2 separate regions of the Homo sapiens genome follow, and region 1 is linked to region 2. Evidence: read pairs that join two places in POLR2A ChIA-PET (ENCODE). Cell type or tissue: PC-9. All regions are shown on one strand. Links, peaks and the distances in the headings refer to the core of each region. The heading gives the core; the rest is flanking DNA. Region 1 has its middle 4.7 kb from the start of BCAS1-AS1. Region 2 has its middle 1.7 kb from the start of ZNF217-AS1.

Evidence for each region. Peaks named below come from ENCODE experiments on the same cell type or tissue, not always from the same donor. Only the 100,000 strongest peaks of a DNase experiment are listed, where the experiment ranks them.
Region 1: POLR2A ChIA-PET joins it to region 2 with 12 read pairs; 6 of 35 experiments call an interaction of 5 or more read pairs at or near these places.

Annotation. Positions count from the first base shown.
Region 1 is chr20:53,909,364-53,912,275 of GRCh38, forward strand. No RefSeq gene overlaps it. Among named protein-coding and RNA genes, the nearest start is that of BCAS1-AS1, 4.7 kb to the right of the region's middle. In PC-9, for the core only: no CTCF peak of the experiment used is centred there; no DNase peak of the experiment used is centred there.
Region 2 is chr20:53,549,616-53,552,527 of GRCh38, forward strand. No RefSeq gene overlaps it. Among named protein-coding and RNA genes, the nearest start is that of ZNF217-AS1, 1.7 kb to the right of the region's middle. In PC-9, for the core only: no CTCF peak of the experiment used is centred there; no DNase peak of the experiment used is centred there.

The DNA.
Region 1 (2,912 bases), core at 218-2,717, 360 kb after region 2:
TTGCAACTGAAAGGCTCCTGGTTAAAACACATTTAAAACTTTTAAAAATTTTACAGAAGTCCAGGAAGTAGTTATTGTTAGTATCCTTGTTTTATAGATGCTTTATAGACACTGAGGCTTAGGGAGTTAACAGCTTCAGATGATTCCTGTGTATACTTAAATATGAGAATCACTGATAAAGGTACTTGATCTAGCTGCTTCTTAAGGGTGATAACACTTTTTTTCTCTTCTTTCCTTTTCTTTCTTTCTTTTTTTTTTGAGATGGAGTCTTGCTCCGTCGCCCAGGCTGGAATGCAGTGGTGTGATCTTGGCTCACTGCAACCTCCGCCTCCTAGGTTCAAGTGATCCTCCTGCCTCAGCCACCTGAGTAGTTGGGATTACAGGTTACTCAGGTGGCTGCCACCATGCCCAGCTGATTTTTGTATTTTTAGTAGATGCAGGGTTTTGCCATGTTGACCAGGATGGTCTCGAACTCCTGACCTCAAGTTATCTGCCCAGCTTGGCCTCCCAAAGTGCTGGGATTACAGGCGTGAGCCACTATGCCCTGCCTCTCTTCTTTCTTCTTTTCTTTTCTTTCTTTTTTTTTTTTTTGAGACGGAGTCTCGCTCTTGTCACCCAGGCTGGAGTGCAGTGGTACGATCTCAGCTCACTGCAACCTCCACCTCCTGGGTTCAAGCAATTCTCCTGCCTCAGCCTCCTGAGCAGCTGGTATTACAGGCGCCCGCCACCATGCCTGGCTAATTTTTGATGTTTTGGTAGAGATGGGGTTTCACCATGTTGGCCAGGCCTGTCTTGAACTCCTCACCTCAAGTGATCCACCCACCTTGGCCTCCCAAAGTGCTGGGGTTACAGGCGTGCGCCACCATGCCCGGCCTCTTTTTGCTTTTAAAAATAAGTCTGGAGTCTAACATAGTCTAAGCAAAGAAGGTTTAAAATCCCCACCCAGACCTAACTGACTAGGGCCATGGAGCATGGGGTGAAATCATGAGGTGCTTGGGTTGGAACCGTGTGGATTGCAGCGTGGCTGCAGTGGTGCCTGCCACTTCCTAGGTGTGTGGCCATGAGCACACTGTGAAGACCCTCTGCCACAGGGCTTCCAGGAGCACCGCCTGCAGCGGGCTTCCCACACCTTCACTGAGATGAACCATCGAAAGCCCTGCCTTGGCACTCAAACCTCCAATTTCAAGATTGGGAAAGACAAGTGTATTTCTGCATGTTGAATTTTCTTTCTTTTTGTTTCCTCTTTTGGTGGCTTTATGAGGAAGATGGAGGTGGCAATTGCCAAGTGGAGAATAAGAAGAAGTGGAAAAAAATGAAAATAAGAAAGATAATAGGTGGAAGAGAGTCAGGCAGAGTGAAGGAATCAAAGAGCGGCACAGGACCCTGAGATCCGCCTAGCATCCATTAACAAGTATTCACGGAGCACCGATGTGTCAGGAACTGTCCTCCGCCCTGGGACCATGCTGGGACATGGACCGAGAATAGTCACATGTCTGTGGAGCTAGTGAGGGAGAGAGATGCCAAATAATTATGGAAAAGGTATATCTGCCAAGTAGAGGTAAGTGCCGGGGAGAAAAATAAAACAGGGAGAGTAATGGATGCGTGGGGGATGGGAGGGCACAGCCTTGTAAGGGGTGGGGAGTGAGCCACCAGAAAGGAGGGTATATTAGTCCGTTTTCACGCTGCTGATAAAAACATACCCGAGACTGGGAAGCAAAAAAGGTTTAATTGGACTTACAGTTCCACGTGGCTGGGGAGGCCTCAGAATCATGGCAGGGGGCAAAAGGCACTTCCTACATGGTGGCGGCAAGAGAAAAATGACGAGGAAGCAAAAGCAGAGACCCCTGATAAAAGTATCAGATCTCATGAGACTTATTCACTATCACAAGAATAGCAAGGGAAAGACCGGCTCTCATGATTCAATTACCTCCCCCTGGGTCCCCCCACAACACATGGGAATTCTGGAAGATACAATTCAAGTTGAGATTTGGTGGGGACACAGCCAAATCGTATCAGAGGGAAAAGCCACAAGGTGGGAACATGCTTGGCCAGAAGCTATTGTGGCTGGGGTGAAGAAAACAAGGACGGAGAGGAGTGACAGAGGCCATCAGGCCAGGGCGTGAGTGAGGATCCCAGAAAGATAGAGATATGTCAGCGGGTACAAGTCTGGGGGCACTGGAGCGATGCAGGCCTTCACAAATTCCGAAGTGGTAGTGGCCCTTGCAGGTGGCCTTTGTAGGGAGGGCCTTCAACTCCAGCACACATCCCTGCCCTGGGCTAGCCATCCTTGCTTCAGCTTTGACCAGGGTCCATATCAGCAAGATCATTGTGACCCTGTTAAAGAATCCAGGTTTTGTTGGAAGGATCATGGGGAGTCCCAAGCAGCATGAGACAATGCGCTTTACATTTTAAAAATGACACTGATGCTTCTCGGAGAACAGATTGCAGGGATGAGGGCAAGTGGGCAGCAGAGAATGTGACCAGTCATCTGGATTTACCAGAGATGGAGGGGTTTCCTGGGACATGGGACTTCCAGGGACAAAACCAGGCACTGGAATGAGCTGATGACCAGAAAGCAGAGAGACCAGAGAGGAGGCTATAGTAGTCTTTGACCAAGAGGTGTGAGTAGCTTAGATTAGGGTAAGAGCAGGGCTGTGATGACAAGCGGTTGGATTTGAGAGGTATTTTGAAGGAGTGGTAAGAGGAGCTATTGCTTTAAGAAGCAGGCAAGGCAAATCTCAGCTCCAGGTGGCAGGAAAGCCTTTCAGAAGGAGAGCTCTCACCCTGGGCCTGCAGGCCAGTTGGCTGTGGGACATCAAGTCATTCATCTCCCCAGGTTCCAGCTCTTTCCTCGGTTGGGGAGGGTGTGGGGGTAATGATGCCAACCTCGCAGTGTTGCCACAGGATTCAGT
Region 2 (2,912 bases), core at 120-2,619:
GAACTTAAAAAGGACATTCAGACAAAAACTTGTCCAGCAATGTTCACAGCAGCATTACTCACAATAGCCAAAAGATGAAGACCATCCAATGTCCGTACTGATGAATGGATAAACAAAATGTGGCCTGCATTAGGCTGTTCTTACATTACTATAAAGAAATACCTGGCCAGGCGCGGTGGCTCACGCCTGTAATCCCAACACTCTGGGAGGCCAAGGTGGGCGGATCACGAGGTCAGGAGTCCGAGACCAGCCTGACCAACACAGTGAAACCCCGTCTCTACTAAAAATACAAAAATTAGCCAGGCATGGTGGCGGGCGCCTGTAATCCCAGCTACTTAGGAAGCTGAAGCAGAAGAATCGTGTGAACCTGGGAGGCGGAGGTTGCAGTGAGCCGAGATGGTGCCACTGAACTCCAGCCTGGGGACAGAGTGAGACTCCGTCTCAGAAAAAAAAAAAGAAAGAAAGAAATACCTGAGACTGAGACTGGGTAATTTATAAAGAAGAGAGGTTTATTGACTCACGGTTCTGCAGGCTGTACAGGAAGCATAGCAGCTTCTACTTCCAGGGAGGCCTCAGGAAACCTACAACCATGGTAGAAAGCAAAGCGGGAGAGAAGCGTCTCAAATGGCGGGAGCAGGAGCAAGAGTTGGGTGGGGGTGCTACACACTCTTAAACAACTATATCTCATGAGAACTCACTATCATGAGAACAACACAAGAAGATGGTGCTAAACCATTCATGAGGATCCACCCCCATGATCCTGTCACCTCCCACCAGGCCCCACCTCCAACACGGAGGATTACAAGTGAACATGATATTTGGGTGGGGACACAGATCCAAACCATATGTTGGTCTATCCACATCACGGAATATTATTCAGCTATAAAAAGGCATGAAACACTGATCCATGCTCCACCATGAGTAAGCCTCAAAAACATTATGCTAAGTCCCAGCTGGGCTCAGTGGCTCACGTCTGTAATCCCAACTTTGGGAGGCCTAGGTGGGAGGATCACTTGACCCCAGGAGTTCCCGACCAGCCTGAGCAACATAGTAAGACCTTCTTGTCTCCTCAAAAAATAAAAATAAAAAAAATTACCCGAGTATTGTGCTGAACACCTGGGGCCCCAGCTACTCAGGAGGCTGAGGCAGGCAGGAGGATCACCTGAGCCCAGGAGGTCGGAGCTGCAGTGAGCTGCGATTGCGCCACTGCCCTCCAGCCTGGGTGACAGAGCAAGACCCTGTCTCGAAAAAAAAAAAAAAAGTTACACTAAGGGCAAGAAACCAGACACAAAAACCACATAATTCCAGTCATATGGAATGCCCAGAATAGGTAAATCCATACAGACAGAAGCTAGATTAGTGGTTGCCAGAGGCTAGGGGAGGGAAGGATGGCGGGTGGTGGCCTAACTGGGCTTCCTTTTGAGACAATGGAAATATTTTGAAACTTGATAATAGAGGTGGTGGTTGCACAACGTTGTCAGTGTACTAACAGCTATTGAATTGTACACTTTAATATAGTTTTTCTTTTTGAATTTTTTTCTTCTTTTTACATATATTTTGTTTATTGGCCTCCAGCTTTGCATAATGTGGTATATTTTATGTTTTGTAAATTTTACCTCAATATAAATAAACATATACATTTTCAAAACATTTTTAAATGTGTGTGATGTTCTGATGAAGAAAACTCAGGCCCTCGAGCCCAGCAGTCTGTTTCCAGTCCCAACTCAGCCATGTGCCAGCTTTTGTGTGTGTGTGTGTGTGTGTGTGTGTGTGTGTGTGTGTGTCATGGAGTTTCTCTCTTATCGCCCAGGCTGGAGTGCAATGCAGCAATCTTGGCTCACTGCAACCTCCGTCTCCCGGGTTCAAGCAATTCTCCTGCCTCAGCCTCCCGAGCAGCTGGGATTACAGGCATGCACCACCACACCTGGCTAATTTTGTATTTTTAGTAGAAACCTCAGGTGATCTGCTCACCTCGGCCTCCCAAAGTGCTAGGATTACAGGCATGAGCCACTGCGCCCAGCCCATGCGCCAGCTTTATAACCTTGAACATGTTCCTTAACCACTCAAAGGCTCAGTTTCCTCACCTGAAAAAGGAAGGATATGTAGTTCCTTTTCTTTTGGTTTTGTTTAGTTTTGTTTGAGACAGGGATCTCATGCCGTTGGCCAGGCTGGAATGCAGTGGTGCGATCACAGCTCACTGCAACCTTGAACTCCTGGGCTCAAGCAATCCTCCCACCTCAGCCTCCAGAGTAGCTGAGACTACAGGCACATGCCACCAGACCTGGTTAATTTTTAAACTTTTTGTAGAGATGAGGTCTCACTACGTTTTCCAGGCTGGTCTCAAACTCCTGGGCTCAAGCAGTTCTCCCGCTTCGGCCTCCCAAAGCTCTGGGATTACATATAGTTCCTTTCCATGAGTTTGTTGTGAAGATTAAACAACACATTTATCACAATTAAGATAGCATCAGGATCAGAGTGAGGGTTTTGTAGCAAAGTTTTTGTTTGGTTTTGTTTTGTTATTTGGAATCAATGGAGCAAAAGCAAACACACACACACACACACACACACACACACACAAACACACACAGAGCCTTTGAAGTGAGACACGCGTTTGAATTTTGGCTCTGCCACCTACAACCTGGACCACATTGGGTAAAGCTGTTTAGACTCTCGAATCCTCAGTTTCCCAGCTCCTTAAGTACAGGATCTCATCTGACCTTCCTCATTAATACTGAATGACTTCAATTTAAGCAACGCCTGCATATATGACTGCTCACTAAAATATTATCTGTTGAGGCTGGCGTGGTGGCTCACTCCTGTAATCCCAGCACTTTGAGAGGCCCAGGCAGGCGGATCACTTGAGGCCAGGAGTTCAAGACCAGCCTGGCCAACATGGTGAAACTCCGTCTCTA